Regions from separate parts of the Mus musculus genome. Here region 1 is linked to region 2. Evidence: chromatin loops called from intact Hi-C (ENCODE). Cell type or tissue: left cerebral cortex. All regions are shown on one strand. Each heading gives the region's core, and the rest is flanking DNA. Links, peaks and the distances in the headings are about the cores only. Region 1 has its middle 150 kb from the start of Gm22723. Region 2 has its middle 86 kb from the start of Gm5570.

The links. Peaks named below come from ENCODE experiments on the same cell type or tissue, not always from the same donor. Only the 100,000 strongest peaks of a DNase experiment are listed, where the experiment ranks them.
Region 1: a loop joins it to region 2, with 7 times the contacts of the local background. A loop is called at or near these places in 20 of 42 quality-filtered maps.

Annotation. Positions count from the first base shown.
Region 1 is chr6:59,917,217-59,926,713 of GRCm38, reverse strand. No RefSeq gene overlaps it. Among named protein-coding and RNA genes, the nearest start is that of Gm22723, 150 kb to the left of the region's middle. In left cerebral cortex, for the core only: no CTCF peak of the experiment used is centred there; no DNase peak of the experiment used is centred there.
Region 2 is chr6:60,159,667-60,169,163 of GRCm38, reverse strand. No RefSeq gene overlaps it. Among named protein-coding and RNA genes, the nearest start is that of Gm5570, 86 kb to the right of the region's middle. In left cerebral cortex, for the core only: no CTCF peak of the experiment used is centred there; no DNase peak of the experiment used is centred there.

The DNA of each region.
Region 1 (9,497 bases), core at 498-8,497, 240 kb after region 2:
TCAGGATGATATCCTCCAGATACATCCATTTGCCTAAGAATTTCATAAATTCATTGTTTTTAATAGCTGAATAGTATTCCATTGTGTAAATGTAACACATGTTCTTTATCCATTCCCCCATTGAGGGACATCTGGGTTCTTTCCAGTTTCTGGCTATTATTAATAAGGCTTCTATGAACATACTGGAGCATATTTCCTTAATACAAATTGGAACATCTTCTGGGTATATAACCAGGAGAGGTATTGCTCAACCTTCCGGTTATAATACATCCAATTATCTGAGGAACTGCCAAACTGATTTCCAGAGTGATTGTAACAGCTTGCAATTCTACCAGCAATGGAGGAGGGTTCCTCTTTCCCCACTTCCTCGCCAGCATCTACTGTCAGCTGAATTTTTGATTTTACCATTCTGACTGGTATGAGGTGCAATCTCAGGGTTGTTTTGATTTGGATTTCCCTGATGATTAAGGATGTTGGGTTTTTGTTTTTTTTTTTTTTTTTTTTTTTTTTTTAGGTGCTTTTCAGCCGTTTTCTATTTTTCAGTTGAGAATTCTTTGTTTAGTCCTTACCCCCCCCCCTTTTTTTTTAACTAGGGTTGTTTGGCTTTCTGAAATCCAACTTCTTGCAACAGTCTTTTGGGGGGAATTTAACTGACCCTTTCCCTACCACATAAAGAGTAGCCATTTTCTAGTTCCTCTAGCCCATTTTAGTTTCTTAAAAATAGATTCAGAGACCAGGCATTGTTATTAATACACTGCAATCCTAAATTGGGCAGATTTTGAGCTACTCAAACATGACTAGACAAGTAATATCCAAAAAACACTTAATTACTTGCCATCTTGCATAGGCCAACCATGGTCTGTGTGTTATCTCATAGCTACTCACTCATAACCTCATGGTGAAATGTTCCTGTTCTCTCCACATGGTTTCTCCACTCCTTCTTTCCCCTGTGGCCCTGGTCTTCTCTATCCCCTCTCCTTCTCAGACATCCAGAGTAGTATCATAAGCTCCTCCCTATTTTCTGCTGCTCTGGTAATTGACTTATATGTTCTATTCTTAATCAGTAAGAGATGATGGAAAACACTGTTTTATATATCATGGAGAGCAGATAGGGTTGACCATTCTGTCGTCCAGGTTTCAAACAGATATCAAGTTTTAGAATTCAACATCTAAATTCAATGCCCACAAAACCACCCCTAACATTCACACTTTTAATCTAATAAAGGGTTATTTTCTATTATTAATAAACTATATACAATAATAACAATTATGAAAACATACCAAGTGAAATTTCAGAATTTCCACTCCACTTTTATTAGGCAATCTTGAAAAAGGTACTATCTTGATGAGTTTAGAGTTCTTTTTTTAATAGATATTTTCTTCATTTATATTTAAAATGCTATCCCGAAAGTCCCCTATACCTCCCCCCTGACCTGCTCCTCAATCCACGCACTCCCAATTCCTAGCCATAGCATTCTCCTGTACTAGGGCATATGATCTTCAAAATACCAGGGACATCTATTTCCATTGATGGCATACTAGACCAGCCTCTGCTACGTATGCAACTAGAGGCAAAGTTCTGGGAGTTACTGGTTAGTTCATATTGTTGATCTTCCTATAGGGTTGCTGACACCTTTAGCTCCTTGGGTATTTTCTATAGTTCCTAATTTAGGGGCCCAGTATACCTTCCAATAGATGACTGTTAGCATCCACTTATATATTTGCTAGGCACTGGAAGACCCTCAAAAGTGATAGCTATATCACGGTCCTGTCAGAAAATCCTTGCTGGAATATGCAATAGTGTCTGGGTTTAGGGTTTTATATGGGATGGATCCCCAGGTAGCGTAGTCTCTGGATGGTCCTTTCTTCCATCTCAGCTCGGAACCTTGTCTCTATAACTCCATCCATGGGTATTTTGTTCCCCATTCTAAGAAGAAATGAAGTATTCACACATTCATCTTCCTTGTTCTTGAGTTTCATGTATCTTGGTTAGTCTAGGTTTCTCAGCTAATATCCACTTATCAGTGAGTGCATATCATGTGTGATCTCTTGTGAGTGGGTTACCTCATTCAGGATGATATCCTCCAGATCCATCCACTTGCCTAAGAATTTCATAAATTCATTGTTTTTAATTGCTGAGTAGTACTCCATTTTGTAAATGTACCACATTTTCTGAATCCAGTCCTCTGTTGAGGGACACCTGGGTTATTTCCAGCTCCTGGCTATTATAAATAAGGCTTCTATGAACATAGTAGAGCAGGTATACTTATTACAAGTTGGAAAAGACTTCTTTATATATGCCCAAGAGAGGTATTGATGGATCTTCTGGTAGTATTATATCGAATTTTCTGAGGAACCACTGGACTGATTTCCAGATTGGTTGTACCAGCTTGCAATCCCACCAACAACGGAGGAGTGTTCATCTATCTCCACATCCTTGCCAGCATCTACTGTCATCTGAATTTTTTCTTTTAGCCATTCTAACTGATGTGAAGTAGAATCTAAGGATTGTTTTGACTTGCATTTCTCTGATGATTAAGGATGTTGAACATTTCTTTCAGGTGCTTCTCAGCCATTTGATATTCCTCACTTGAGAATTCTTTGTTTAGTTCTGTACCCCACTTTTTAATTGGGTTATTTTATTTTCTGTAGTCCATCTTCTAGAGGTCTTTATATATATTTGATCTTAGTCCCCTATCTGACTTAGGATTTTTCAAGGTCTTCTCCCAATCTGTTGGTGGCATTTCTGTCTTATTGACAGTGTCTTTTGCCCTACAGAAGCTTTATAGTTTTCTGAGGTCACATTTTTAGATTCTTGACCTTACAGCACAAGCCATTGCTGTTCTGTTCATGATTTTTTTACCCTATGCTTCACGGCTTTTCCCAACTTTCTCATCTATAAGTTCCACTTTCTCTGGTTTTATGTGGAGTTCCTTGATCCACTTAGATTTGAGCTTTGTACAAGAAAAGAATGGATCAATTCGCAATCTTCTACATGATAACCGCCAATTGCACAAGCACCATTTGTTGAAAATGCTTTCTTTTTTTCCACTGGATGATTTTACCTCCCTTGTCAAAGACAAGTGACCATAGGTATGTGGGTTTATTTCTGTGTCTTCAATTCTCTTTCATTGGTCTACTTGCCTGTCTCTGTACACGTACCATGCAGTTTTTATCACAATTGCTCTGTAGTACAACTTAAGGTCAGGCATGGTGATTTGCACAGAGGTTCTTTTATTGTTGAGAATAATTTTTGCTATCCAGGGTTTTTGTTATTCCAGATGAATTTGCAAATTGCCCTTTCTAATTCGTTGAAGAATTGAGTTGGAATTTTGATGGAGATTGCTTTGAATCTGTAGATTGCCATTATAAAATAACCCAATTAAAAAATGGTGTACAAGCACCACTTGTTGAAAATGCTGTCTTTTTTCCACTGGATGATTTTAGCTCCCTTGTCAAAGATCAAGTGACCATAGCCGTGTGGGTTCATTTCTGTGTCTTCAATTCTCTTTCATTGATCTACCTGTCTGTCTCTTTACAAGTACAAGTTAATCCTGCCAATCAATGAGCATGGGAGATCTTTCCATATTCTGAGATCTTCTTTGATTTCTTTCTTCAGAGACTTGAAGTTCTTATTATACAGATATTTACTTCTTTACTTAGAAGCACCACAAGATGTTTTATGTTTACTTGTGATTATTGTGAAGGGTGCTGTTTCCCTAATTTCTTTCACAGCCTGTTTATACTTTGTGTAAAGAAAGGCTATTGCTGGGCATGGTGGTGCACACCTTTAATCTCAGCACTTGGAAGGCAGAGGCAGGTGAATTTCTGAGTTCGAGGCCAGCCTGGCCTACAGAGTGAGTTCCAGGACAGCCAGGAGTATACAGAAAAACCCTGTCTCAAAAAACCAAAAAAAAAAAAAAAATGCCACTGATTTGTTTGAAATAATTTTATATCTAGCTACTTCACTGAAGCTGTATATCAGGTTTAGGAGATCCCTGGTGGAATTTTTAGTGTCACATATATATCCTATCATATCATCTGCAAAGAGTGATATTTTGACTTCTTCCTTTCCAGTTTGTATTCCCTTGATCTCCTTTTGTTGTCCTATTTCTCTGGCGAGGACTTCAAGTACTATATTGAATAGGTAGGAAGAAAGTGGGAAGCCTTGTCTAGTCCCTGATTTTAGTGGGAATGCTTCCAGATTCTCTCCATTTATATTGATGTTGGCTAATGGTTTGTTGTAGATTGCTTTTATTATGGATAGATATGGGCCTTGAATTCCTGATCTTTCCAAGTCTTTTATCATGAATTGGTGATAGGTTTTGTCAAATGCTTTCTTAGCATCTAATGAGATGATAATGTGGTTTTTGTCTTTTACTTTGTTTATATAATGGATTACATTGATAGATTCCTGTGTATTAAACCATCCCTGCATCCATGGAATGCAGCCTACTTGATCATGATGGGTGATCATTTTGATGAGTTCTTAGATTCAGTTAGTGAAAATTTTATTGAGTATTTTTGCATCAATATTCATGAGGGAAATTGGTCTGAAGTCCTCTTTCTGTTTTGGGTATTTATGTGGTTTAGGTATCAGAGTAATTGTGGCATCATAGAATGAATTGGGTAGAGTACCTTCTGTTTCTATTTTGTGGAGTAGTTTGAGAAGAATTAGAATTAGGTCTTCTTTGAAGATCTGAACTAAATCCATCTGGTCTTGGGCTTTTTTGGTCTGGGAGACTATTAATTATTGCTTATAATTCTTTAGGTGATATGAGGCTGTTTAGATTATTATATGATCCTGACTTAAATTTGGCACCTTGTATCTTTCTTGATAATGTCCATTTCATCCAGGTTTTCCAGTTTTGTTGAGTATAGACTTTTGTAGTATAATTGATGATGTGTTGAATTTCTTCAGATTCTGTTATTATGTCTCTATTTTCATTTCTGATTTTGTTAATTGGGAAACTGTTGCTATGCCCTCTACTTGGTCTGGCTAAGGGTTTATTTACCTTGTTGATTTTTTTCAAAGTAGCAGCTCCTGATTTGGTTGATTTTTTGTATGGTACCTTTTGTTTCCACTGGTTGATTCAAGACTTGAGTTTGATTATTTCCTGCTGTCTACTACTCTTGGGTGAATTTACTTCCTTTTTTTCTACAGCTTTAGGTGTGCTGTCAGGCTGCTAGTGTATGCTCTCTCTCATTTCATTTTAGCGGCAGTCAGACTTATGAGTTTTCCTATTAGGACTGCTTTCATTGTGTCGCATAAGTTTGGGTATGTTGTGGCTTCATTTTCATTAAACCCTAAAAAGTCTTTAATTTCTTTCTTTATTTCTTCCTTGACCAAGATAGCACTGAAAAGAGTGTTGTTCAGCTTCCATGTTAATTTTGACTCCCTATTAGTTATGTTTTTATTGAAGATCAGCCTTAGTCCTTTGTGATCTTTTAGGATGCATGGGATGATTTCAGTATTTTTTTCTCGTGAGGCCTGTTTTGTGACCAATTATATGGTCAATTTTGGAGAAGGTACCATGAGGAGCTGAGAAGGCATATCCTTTTGTTTTAGGATAAAATGTTCTGTATATATCTCTTAAGTCCATTTGTTTCATATCTTGTTAGCTTCAATGTGTCTCTGTTTTGTTTGGGTTTCTAGACTATGTCCTTTGATGAGTGTAGGGTGTTGGAAGTCTCCCACTATTATCATGTGAGGTGCAATGTGTGCTTTGAGCTTTACTATTTTTTTTTAAATAATGAATGTGGCTGCCCTTGCATTTGTAGCACAGATATTAAGAATGGAGAGGTCATCTTGGGAGGTTTTAACTTTGATGAGTATGAAGTGCCACTCCTAGTCTTTTTGATAACTTTGGGTTGGAAGTCGATTTTATTCGATATTAGAATGGTTACTCCAGCTTGTTACTTCAGACCATTTGCTTGGAAAATTGTTTTCCAGCCTTTCACTCTGAAGTAGTATCTGTCCTTTTACCTTAGGTGTCTTTCTTCTAAGCAGCAAAATGTTGGGTCCTGTTTGTGTAGCCAGTCTGTTAGTCTATGTCTTTTTATTGGGGAATTGATTCCATTGATATTAAGAGATATTAAGGAAAAGTAATTGTTGCTTCCTGTTATTTTTGTTGTTAGAGTTATGATTCTGTTCTTCTGGCTGTCTTCTTTTAGGTTTGTTGAAGGATTACTTTCTTGCTTTTTGCAGGGTGTAATTTCTATCCTTGTGCTGGTGTTTCCCTTTATTATCCTTTGAAGAGCTGGATAGGTGGAAAGATGTAAGAATTGAGTTTTGTCAGAGAATACATTCGTTTCTCCATCTATGGTAATTGAGAGTTTTGCTTGGTATTGTTGCCTTGGCTGGCATTTATGTTGTCTTAGATTCTTTATAACATCTCTCCAGGATCTTCTGTCTTTCATAGTCTCTGGTAAGAAATCTGGTATAATTCTAATAGGTCTGCATTACAGGTTATGTGACCTTTTTCCCTTATTGCTTTTAATATTGTATCTTTATTTAGTGCATTTGTTGTTCTGATTATTATGTGTTGGGATTAATTTCTTTTCTTGTTCAGTCTCTTTGGAGCTCTGTAGGCTTCGTGTATGTTCATGGGCATCTCTTTCTTTAGGTTAGGGAAGTATTCTTCTATAATTTTGTTGATATATACTGGCCCTTAAAGTTGAAAATCTTCATTCTCATCTACTCATATTATCCTTAGGTTTGTTCTTCTCATTGTGTCCTGGATTTCCTGGATGTTTTGAGTTATGATCTTTTGGCATTTTGCAATTTCTTTGACTGTTGTGTCCATGTTATCTATGGAATCTTCTGCGTCTAAGATTCTCTCTTCCTTCTCTTGTATTCTGTTGCTGATGCTCGCATCTATGTTTCCTGATTTCTTTCCTAGGATTTCTATCTCCAGAATTGTCTCCCTTTGAGTTTTCTTTATTTTTTCTACTTCCGTTTTTATATCTTGGATGATTTTGTTCAATTCTATCATTTGTATGGTTGTGTTTTCCGGTAATTTTAAGGGATTGTGTGTGTTTCTTCTTTAAGGACTTCTACCTATTTAGCAGTGTTTCCCTGTAATTCTTTCAGGAATATTTGTGCTTCCTCTTTTAGGCCTTCTACATGTTTATCTGTCTTCTCTATTTCCTTGAGTGAGTTGTTAATGTCCTCTTTAAAATATTCTACAAGTATTATGTGATATGATTTTAAATCCGAATCTTGCTTTTCAGGTGTGTTGGTTTATCCTGGACTTGCTGTAGTGGGATTCCTGATTCCTAGTGTTGCTGAGTGTTCTTGGTTTCTGTTAGTGAGATTGTTAAGTTTGCCTTTCACCATCTGGTATTTTTTGGTGTTAGTTTTTATAGGTGTCTCTGGCTTGTGAGTGTTCCTCCTGTGATTCTGTTAGCCTCGTCAGCACTCCTGGGATTCTGACTCTCTCCTGATTCTCAGTTTTTAGAATACTCTCTGCAGGCAAGTATGAAGAGGTCTGGAGCTCAGCTCTGCCTCCTGGTTGAAGATGAAGGCCCAAGAGGAACTTGAATGAATTGGTCTTTTGCAATTTAATTAATTTACTATTAAGTACATTATTTTAGTTATTTCAAACTGTCTATATTTGTCTTTGATGGTTTGTATCCACTCTAATTTTTCTTTAGCATTTAAGCATATTTCCAAATATTTTACCTCATCAGAAGAGCATTTGTGCTCATACTATTTCTTAGTCACTCTGTGTTTTTATGTGGTTCATTACAAACATCCCACAATGACTAGCGCCATCCTAGTCCATCAGTTTAAAAAGGAGCAGCTGTTCTGTTTGCTGACTGAGAAAGTAGTACCAGCACTTGCGTAAAGCTGGGGCTTTGTCTGACTTCATGTGAGAGTGGATCATCATGGTAGAAGGCACCAGCTGGCATGCAAAAAGTTTACCCCAATAACTATCTACCTTTCTGGGGTATGATTTTATATACTGTAATTACATCCTGCTTAGTCTTTTTGGGGGGGGTATTTTCTTTATTTACATATCAAATATTATCCCCCTTCCTAGTTTTCACTCTGGAAAACACCCTCCCATCTGTTCCCACTTCCCCCTGCTCACCAACCCACCAAATCCCTGGTCCTGGCATTCATCAACACTGGGGTATAGAGCCTTCATAGGACCAACAAACTCTCCTCCCATTGATGTCCAACTAGGCTATCCTCTACTACACATGTAGCTTGATCTGTGCTGCACTAATATTCACTTATCAGTGAATGCATATTATGTGTGTTCTTTTGTGATTGGGTTAAATAACTCAGGATGATATCCTCTAGATCCATCCATTTTCCTAAAAATTTCATAAATTCATGGTTTTTAATAGCTGAGTAGTGCTCCATTGTGTAAAGGAACCACATTTTCTTCATCCATTACTCTCTTGAGGGACATGTGGGTTCTTTCCAGCTTCTGGCTATTATAAATAAGGCTGCTATGAACATAGTGGAGCATATGTCCTGATTACATTTTAGAGCATCTTCTGGGTATATGCCCAGGACTGGTATTGTTACATTACATCTAACTTTCAGAGAGACCACCAAACAGAGATTTCAGAGTGGTTGCATCAGGTTGCAATTCCACCAGCAATGGAGGAATGTTCCTCATTTTCCATATCCTTGTCAGCATTTGCTGTAACATGAGTTATTGATCTTAGCCTTTCGTACTGGTGTGAGGTGGAATATCAGGGTTGTTTTGACTTGTCTTAAAAGGACATGTCTGCACTGTGATATCACTGATTATGCCAGCTTATGACCTACCACGGGCAGTAGGACACCTCGCCTCAGATGTGGTCAGGTCAGACATGGAACTGCAACTTATGAGAGGTGGGTAAGCATCCAGCACACAGAAGCAACTGTACCAAGTCTACTATGCATTCTGATCCTTATCCAGAGACAGAAATGCTTGGGAAAAACAAACAATGCTAGCAGTAGCTAAATCAACTCAGGAGTCCCAACTGTGAGGCACTTGTAGTTACTAGGAAACCGTTTAAAGCACTTCATTCCTCAGCATCTTTATCTAAAGCAACAGACTTAGAAAACTGTTCTGTCCCCAGAAGAACTTGTTTGTGCCTTTCACTTGGGACACTTCAGGCTGTAATTCGGCTAAATTAGAAATTTCTAAATATATCAGGTCAAGCAGACTCATTTGGTTTTTGTGCTAAGAAATATTTGCATCATTTTTTTTAAGACAGACTCACATGGTGCTTTGCAGAGACAAGACCTAGGATAGATAAGAGACATTTGGAGAGATTATATATAGGACTCAACAAACAGTGATCATGAGTAACTACCTTTGCAATTATCTCTTGGTCACATGCCTTAATCTTCACTGATCCTCTCTTTATTGAAAGAAACTCAGCAGAGCACTATTTCAAGTGTCCCAGCTGGTCCTACTCATTGCATATGATTTGTGAACATACTGTAGAGGAGTGATGGTTTCTGCTAGCTCATAAGATCACTGCCAATT
Region 2 (9,497 bases), core at 517-8,516:
TTTCAGGACAGCCAGGAGTATACAGAGAAACCCTGTCTCGAAAAAGTAAAAGAAAAAAACAAAAAACAAAAAACAAGGCCACTGATTTGTTTGAATTAATTTTATATCCAGCTACTTCACTGAAGCTGTATATCATGTTCAGGAGATCCCTGGTGGAATTTTTAGTGTCACTTATATATCCTATCATATCATCTGCAAAGAGTGATATTTTGACTTCTTCCTTTCCAGTTTGTATCCCCTTGATCTCCTTTTGTTGTCCTATTGCTCTGGCTAGGACTTCAAGTACTATATTGAATAGGAAGGAAGAAAGTGGGAAGCCTTGTCTAGTCCCTGATTTTAGTGGGATTGCTTCTAGATTCTCTCCATTTACATTGATGTTGGCTAATGGTTTGTTGTAGTTTGCTTTTATTATGTTTAGATATGGTCCTTGAATTCCTGATCTTTCCAAGTCTTTTATCATGAATTGGTGATAGATTTTGTCAAATGCTTTCTTAGCATCTAATGAGATGATAATGTGGTTTTTGTCTTTTACTCTGTTTAAATAATGGATTACATTGATAGATTCCTGTATATTAAACCATCCCTGCATCCCTGGAATGCAGCCTACTTGATCATGATGGGTGACCATTTTGATGACTTCTTAGATTCAGTTAGTGAAAATTTTATTGAGTATTTTTGCATCAATATTCATGAGGAAAATTGGTCTGAAGTCCTCTTTCTGTGTTGGGTATTTATGTGGTTTAGGTATCAGAGTAATTGTGGCATCATAGAATGAGTTGGGTAGAGTAGCTTCTGTTTCTATTTTGTGGAATAGTTTGAGGAGAGTTAGAATTAGGTCTTCTTTGAATATCTTAACTAAATCCATCTGGTCTTGGGCTTTTTTGGGTTGGGAGACTATTAATTACTGCTTATATTTCTTTAGGTGATGTGAGGCTGTTTAGATCATTAATGTGATCCTGACTTAAATTTGGCACCTTGTATCTTTCTTGATAATGTCCATTTCATCCAGGTTTTCCAGTTTTGTTGAGTATAGACTTTTGTAGTATAATTGATGATGTTTTGAATTTCCTCAGGTTCTGTTGTTATGTCTCTATTTTCATTTCTGATTTTGTTAATTGGGAAAATGTTCCTATGCCCTCTAGTTGATCTGGCTAAGGGTTTATTTATACTGTTGATTTTTTCAAAGTAGCAGCTCTTGGTTTGCTTGATTCTTTGTATGGTACTTTTTGTTTCCACTGGTTGATTCCAACCTGGAGTCTGATTATTTCCTGCAGTCTACTCCTCTTAGGTGAATTTACTTCTTTTTTTCCTAGAGTTTTAAATGTTCTGTCAGACTGCTAGTGTAAGCTCTCTCTAGTTTCATTTTAGAGGCAGTCAGACCTATGAGTTTTCCTGTAAGGACTGCTTTCATTGTGTCCCATAAGTTTGGGTATGTTGTGGCTTCATTTTCATTAAACACTAAAACATCTTTAATTTCTTTATTTCTTCCTTGACCAAGATATCATTGAAAAGAGTGTTGTTCAGCTTCCATGTTAATTTTGGCTCCCTATTAGTTATGTTATTATTGAAGATCAGCCTTAGCCCTTTGTGATCTGATAGGATGCATGTGATGATGTCAATATTTTTTTTTTCTTGAGGCCTGTTTCGTGACCAATTATATGGTCAATTTTGGAGAAGGTACCATGAGGAGCTGAGAAGGCATATCCTTTTGTTTTAGGATAAAATGTTCTGTAGATATCTCTTAAGTCCATTTATTTCATGTCTTCTGTTAGCTTCAATGTGTCTCTGTTTAGTTTCTGTTTCTAGAATATGTCCTTTGATGAGTGTAGGGTGTTGGAAGTCTCCCACTATTATCATATAAGGCGCAATGTGTGCTTTGAGCTTTACTAATTTTTTTTTAAATAATGAATGTGGCTGCCCTTGCATTTGTAGCACAAATATTAAGAATGGAGAGGTCATCTTGGGAGGTTTTAACTTTGATGAGTATGAAGTGCCACTCCTAGTCTTTTTGATAACTTTGGGTTGGAAGTCGATTTTATTTGATATTAGAATGGTTACTCCAGCTTGTTATTTCAGACCATTTGCTTGGAAAATTGTTTTCCAGCCTTTCACTTTGAAGTAGTGTCTGTCTTTTTCCTGAGGTGGTTTTCCTCTAAGCAGCCAATGTTGGGTCCTGTTTGTGTAGCCAGTCTGTTAGTCTATGTCTTTTTATTGATGAATTGATTCCATTGATATTAAGAGATATTAAGGAAAATTAATTGTTGCTTCCTGTTACTTTTGTTGTTAGAGTTGGGATTCTGTTCTTCTGGCTGTCTTCTTTTAGGTTTGTTGAAGGATTACTTTCTTGCTTTTTGCAGGGTGTAATTCCCATCCTTGTGCTGGTGTTTTCCCTTTATTATCCTTTGAAGAGCTGGATTCATGGAAAAATGTAAGTATTTGGTTTTGTCATAGAATACCTTGGTTTCTCCATCTATGGTAATTGAGAGTTTTGTTTGGTATAGTAGCCTTGGCTGGCATTTCTGTTGTCTTAGGTTCTTTATAACATCTTTCCAGGATCTTCTGTCTTTCATAGTCTCTGGTACGAAATCTGGTATAATTCTAATAGGTCTGCATTATAGGTTACATGACCTTTTTCCCTTATTGTTTTTAATATTCTATCTTTATTTAGTGCATTTGTTGTTCTGATTATTATGTGTTGGGAGGAATTTCTTTTCTCGTTCAGTATATTTGGAGTTCTGTAGGCTTCTTGTATGTTCATGGGCATCTCTTTCTTTAGGTTAGGGAAGTATTCTTCTATAATTTTGTTGATATATACTGGCCCTTAAAGTTGAAAATCTTCATTCTCATCTGCTCGTATTATCCTTAGTTTTGGTCTTCTCATTGTGTCCTAGATTTCCTGGATGTTTTGAGTTAAGATCTTTTGGCATTTTTCATTTTCTTTGATAGTTGTGTCCATGTCACCTATGGAATCTTCTGCATCTGAGATTCTCTCTTCCTTCTCTTGTATTCTGTTGCTGATGCTCACATCTATGTTTCCTGATTTCTTTCCTAGGATTTCTATCTCCAGAGTTGTCTCCCTTTGGGTTTTCTTTATTTTTTCTACTTCCATTTTTATATCTTGGATGGTGTTGTTCAATTCTATCATTTGTTTGGTTGTTGTTTTCCTGTAATTTTAAGGGATTGTGTGTATGTGTGTGTGTGTGTGTGTTTGTGTGTGTTTCTTCTTTAAGGACTTCTACCTATTTAGCAGTGTTTTCCTGTAATTCTTTCAGGGATATTTGTGCTTCCTCTTTTAGGCCTTCTACCTGTTTATCCATGTTCTCTATTTCCTTGAGTGAGTTGCTAATGTCCTCTTTAAAATATTCTACAAGTATTATGTGATATGATTTTAAATCTGAATCTTGTTTTTCAGGTGTGTTGGTTTATCCAGGACTTGCTGTGGTGGGACTCCTGATATCTACTGATTCTGAGCGGTCTTGGTGTCTGTTAGCGAGATTGTTAAGTTTACCTTTCACCATCTGGTAATCTCTGGTGTTAGTTTTTATAGGTGTCTCTGGCTTGTGTGTGTTCCTCCTGTGATTCTGTTAGCCTCTGTCAGCACTCCTGAGAAAGCCTCTGTCAGCATTCCTGGGATTCTGATGCTCTCCTGATTCTCATTTTTCAGATTACTCTCTGCAGGCAAGTGCTCAGACGTCTGGAGATCAGCTATGCCTCCTGGCTGAAGATGAAGGCCCAAGAGGGACTCTGTGCCAGAAGCTAAGGTTTTTCTGCCACCAATGTGCTCTCCTGAGTAGAATTGTCTCTTTGGGACCTGGGATAAAAGATTGAGTTCTCGCCTGGTCCTGTGGACAGAACCCTCCCTTGAGGCCACCTCTCCTCTGGCGGGAAAAGTGCCAATCAAAACTTTCATTTATAACCTTGGTATATCTTCTTATATCTAAATCCATTTTCTCATCCTAAACAATTTAGGCTTAATTGTGAAACCTTACCTATCTCGTCTTAACCCCATCAGAGGCTTGAGAGGAAATAAATATCTGAGTATGAAGAAAGTACAAAGCAAGTAACTTTCAAAATTACAGAAATGACAGAGAGCTGGCTGCCTGAAAATCACCCTAAATTTTTCAGAGTTTCTGGAGCATCCATCATTTTTTGGTAAGTTCCACATGGGAATCTTTGAAGATTCTTTATTTTGACTTAAAGAATCCTCTAAGCCGGGCATGGTAGCACACGCCTTTAATCCCAGCACTTGGGAGGCAGAGGCAGGCAGATTTCTGAGTTTGAGGCCAGCCTGGTCTACAGAGTGAGCTCCAGGACAGCCAGGGCTATACAGAGAATCCCTGTCTCGAAACAAAACAAAACAAAACAAAACAAAACAAAACAAAACAAAACAAAAACAAAAAACAAAAAGAAAAAGAAAAAAGAAAAAAGAAAAAGAAAAAAAAAGATCCACTAACTTCAATGTCCTTCACTCTAACTTTTAATATTTTTGTTTTCTCTTTATCTAAGTCTATTTTAAAGTGGATATATAAAATTATAATCAATATTGAACATATAATGTAGACAGAAAAAAAAAACTACTAGGGATCCTGCACACTTTTATATTTTTAATACCTACAGTATCTTCTTTTCTAATCTCAATATCTCTCTTCCTTCTATGGAGACTTTAATTTTCTTTATCCTTACTTTGGAGATTTTATATGTTTCTATTTAAAGTTCATAATTTTATGAATGTGCATATTAGGCTTCTTTAACCTTTTTAAATACTCTTTTCTAACTTTTTTCCTCAATCATTTTATATTACTATATTTATATGTCATTTCTTTCTAATCTTTTTGTATTTTTTAAACTTTCCATTCCTTATTCTTTTTTATGTATTTAATGTTCTCTTAAAGACTTTATTTTATTAATTTCAAACTATTTATATCTGTCTTTGATGTTTTGCACCCACTCTTCCTATTTTCTTCGTAATTAAACATAACTTTAAACATTTTAATTCATCAGAATTTCATTTCAACTTTAAAAATTTCTGATTTCTTCTGCATCTTTTTGTGGTCCATCTCATACATCTCCCTGTGAATATCCTCAGTATGCTCACACTACAGCCACAGTACAGTTACACATGAGCTGCTGTTCCCCAGAGTGTTAGCTGATTGCTGACTGGGAAGGCGGTACCATCACCAGCATGAAACTGGGGAAACTATTCTTGCCATGTTACAGATAGCATTCTTAAATCTGGGGAATATCCTAATTTTCTCTGGGCACCCAAGAGAATGCTGAACCTACCCCTACACCCACATCCACTGTTTGCACCAGAAAAGAGATTTTAAGATAGCAATGCCTCATTTTCAAAAGGCAGGGTGTGTGTTTTTGGTTTTTTTAGTGGTTGAGTTGTTACTGGTCTTGTTCAGGGCAGAAATAAGGTAAGGGAGACTATGTTCTCTGATTTCTTTCTCGGGGACCCCCTAAATATGTAACAGAAGACTTCCTGGTTTGGCTTCAATTAGAGAAGACTCACCTAATCCTTGAGACATTAGGTCCCAGGGAATAATGAGGCCAGGCAGGGTCTGTATGAGTGTTGCAAGGGTTATCCCCTTGGAGACAGGGGAAGGGGTGTTGGATGAAAAACTGTCAGAGGACAGATTGGAAAGGAGATAACTATGGGACTGTAGAAAAAAATATTGAAGATATTTTTGCAAGAAGAAGAAGAGGAAGAAGAAGAAGAAGAAGAAGAAGAAGAAGAAGAAGAAGAAGGAGAAGGAGAAGGAGAAGGAGAAGGAGAAGGAGAAGGAGAAGGAGAAGGAGAAGGAGAAGAAGAAGAAGAAGAAGAAGAAGAAGAAGAAGAAGAAGAAGAAGAAGAAGAAGAAGAAGAAGAAAAGAAGAAGAAGAAGAAGAAAGCTATCTGTGACACTTGATATCCAGTCTTGATTGGCACAATTTAAGAGGCTGAATCCACAAAAGACAGCAGCTTTGAAGCTGTACCTATGCAAATTTTAATGAAACATCTAAGCTAGTCTGAGGTGCTTGTACACATGCACACTTTCATAGTGTATTAGTCAGGATTCTCTAGAGTCACAGAACTTATGGAAAGACTCTAGATAGTAAAGGAATTTATTGATGACTTACAGTTGGCAGCCCAATTCCCAACAATTGTTCAGTCGCAGCTGTGAATGGAAGTCCAAGGATCTAGCAGTTACTCAGTCTCACACAGCAAGCAGGCGAAGAAGCAAGAGCTAGACTCCCTTCTTCCAATGTACTTATATTGTCTCCAGCAGAAGGTGTAGCCCAGATTAAATGTGTGTTCCACCACATCTTTAATCCCAGATGAAAGGTGTAGCCCAGATTAAAGGTGTGTTCCTTAAACTCAGAGATTCAATCTTCTGGAATCCATAGCCACTATGGCTCAAGATCTCCATACCAAGATCCAGATAAAGATCTCCAAGCCTCCAGATAAGGGTCACTGGTGAGCCTTCCAATTCTGGATTGTAGTTCATTCCAAATATAGTCAAGTTGACAACCAGGAATAGCCACTACACATAGGTAATATATTTTTCTTCATTAGGAAATTATGGTATGTGTGTTTGCAAAATTAGAAAATGATGATTTTCTGCTTGGAGCAAGATTACAAGTTAGTTTGGACTGTATTAACAAACTCTAACATAAATTAGTATCTATGCCCATTTGAAAGGATGGTGTGAAAAGTCTTGAAGATCCTTTAGCCTACAAGATTATTGAGTATGCTTAGCTGAAGTGCTGATTGGAGAACATTTTATGTCTCAGGAAGTCTCAATGATTATCCAATGTAGAGGGATCAGCAATATATATTACCTGTTTTGTTGGTCTTATGGTTTTCTTACGTGTCTGCATTCTGGATCTTCAGGAGGTCTTCCCAGGTTAAGTCTGATTTTTGATAATTTTAAATGAATCCATAGTTTTTCAGTGGAACAAATACAAAAAATATTCTTCAGTATAAAATATTTCTTTCCTTCAATTCTGAATTTATAACCTATATAGGCTAATCTATTTCATCAGCTTTTACAAAAATACTGTATTTTACAACAGCTATGTTATATGTCTCCTAGACATTTAAAACTTTTAGCTAATAAAGCATTATTTAACCTATCTCTTGGGCTATTTGTATCCATCTTTTGTTTTAAGAGTACTTTTTTAAAAGTTCTCTTAGACATCTCTACCATTGATTGTCTCATTAGATTGTGAGATAGGCCGGGAACAAGTTTTATACAGTAATTTCTCAAAAACTGTTCTGTCTTATTGGATACAAATGCTGAAGCATCATCAGCCTCAAACTACAAAGGTATTTCCACGATATTTATCATCTCTAATTAATACTTAATCTCAGAATCAGCCTTTTCAGAATTCAATACAATATTCTAAGAGTTCTCATTGGAATTCTGAATATGTATCAATAGTATAATATATCAACATTTATTATATTTTAATCTGTCAAACACTATAGTGATATATATAACCTAATTTTATGAAATTGCTCTAATGTAAGTATATTAAACAGAATCTTTATTTTTAACTCAGTATGTTGCATCTCTATGTGTTGCCATTCTAATTTCTCAACATATTTTTTTTTGATTTTTAAATGAGATTAAAGGATTTTTGCTGACATTTTATGTTCCACATTGCATCACTAGAAGATTCTTTATTCTGATGTAAAGAATCCTTTAAGTTCTCTTCTATGGCCTTCAACCTAGAATTAAAATTTTAGTCTAGATTTATCCTGATCTCTTTTAAATGGATATATAAATCTTGATGGTAGAAACAAAACTATATGGGGTCCAAGCACCATCCTTTTAAGAGCTTTCAATTTTTTTAATGTTGAAAATATGTTTGATTTTAATCTCTCAATCTCTCTTTTTTCTCTGGAGTATATATTTTTACTTTTTATCTCCTTACTTTAGGCATTATATTTTTTTCTTATTTAAGCTCTGCATTTCTATAACTATGACTGTTCAATTTATTTAAAAGTTATGTACCTTTTAAAACACTTTTATCTATGTTTTTCTCTTCTTAAACTTTTATACACATTCAATCATTTATTTATTTATGTATTTACTTATTTGATAATTATTGTGTTCTAACATTACTATATTTTTGTATTTAATATTCCATACTTGAATGAATTGGTCTTTTGCAATTTAATTAATTTAATATTAAGTACATTATTTTAGTTATTTCAAACTGTCTATATTTGTCTTTGATGGTTTGTATCCACTCTCATTTTTCTTTAGCATTTAAGCATATTTCCAAATATTTTACCCCATCAGAAGAGCATTTCTGCTCATACTATTTCTTAGTCCCTCTGTGTCTCTTTGTGGTTTCAGTACAAATATCTCACAATGACTAGCACCATCCTAGTCCATCAGTTTAAAAAGGAGCAGCAGTTCTGTTTGCTGACTGAGAAAGCAGTACCAGCACTTGCTTAAAGCTGGGGCTTTGTCTGACTTCATGTGAGAGTGGATGTTCATGGTAGATGGCACCAGCTGGCATGCATAAAGTTTACCCCAATAATTATCTACCTTTATGAGGTATGGTTTTATATACTGTAATTCCATCTGCTTAGTCTTTTTTTTGGGGGGGGTATTTTCTTTATTTACATATCAAATGTTATCCCCCTTCCTAGTTTTCACTCTGAAAAACACCCTCCCATCTGCTCCCCCTTCCCCCTGCTTACCAACCCACCCACTCCCTGGTCCTGGCATTCATCAACACTGGGGTATAGAGCCTTCATAGGACCAACAGACTCTCCTCCCATTGATGTCCAACTAGGCTATCCTCTGCTACACATGTAGCTGGATCTGTGCTGCACTAATACTCACTTATCAGTGAATGCATATTATGTGTGTTCTTTTGTGATTGGGTTAAATAACTCAGGATGATATCCTCTAGATCCATCCATTTTCCTAAAAATTTAATAAATTCACGGTTTTTAATAGCTGAGTAGTGCTCCATTGTGTAAATGTACCACATTTTCTTCATCTATTCCTCTCTTGAGGGACATGTGGATTGTTTCCAGTTTCTGGCTATTATAAATAAGGCTGCTATGAACATAGTGGAGCATATGTCCTTATTACATTTTAGAGCATTTTCTGGGTATATACCCTGGACTGGTATTGTTTCATTACATCCAACTTTCAGAGAAACCACCAAACAGATTTTCAGAGTGGTTGCATCAGGTTGAAATTCTAACAGCAATGGAGGAGTGTTCCTCATTTTCCATATACTCACCAGCATTTGCTGTAACATGAGTTATTGATCTTAGCCTTTAGTACTGGTATGAGGTGGAATATCAGGGTTGTTTTGATTTGCCTTAAAAGGACATGTCTGCACTGTGATATCACTGATTATGCACGCTCATGGCCTACCAAGGACAGTAGGACACCTCACCTCAGATGTGGTCAGGTCAGACATGTAACTGCAACTTATGAGAGGTGGGTAAGCATCCAGCACACAGAAGCAACTGTACTAAG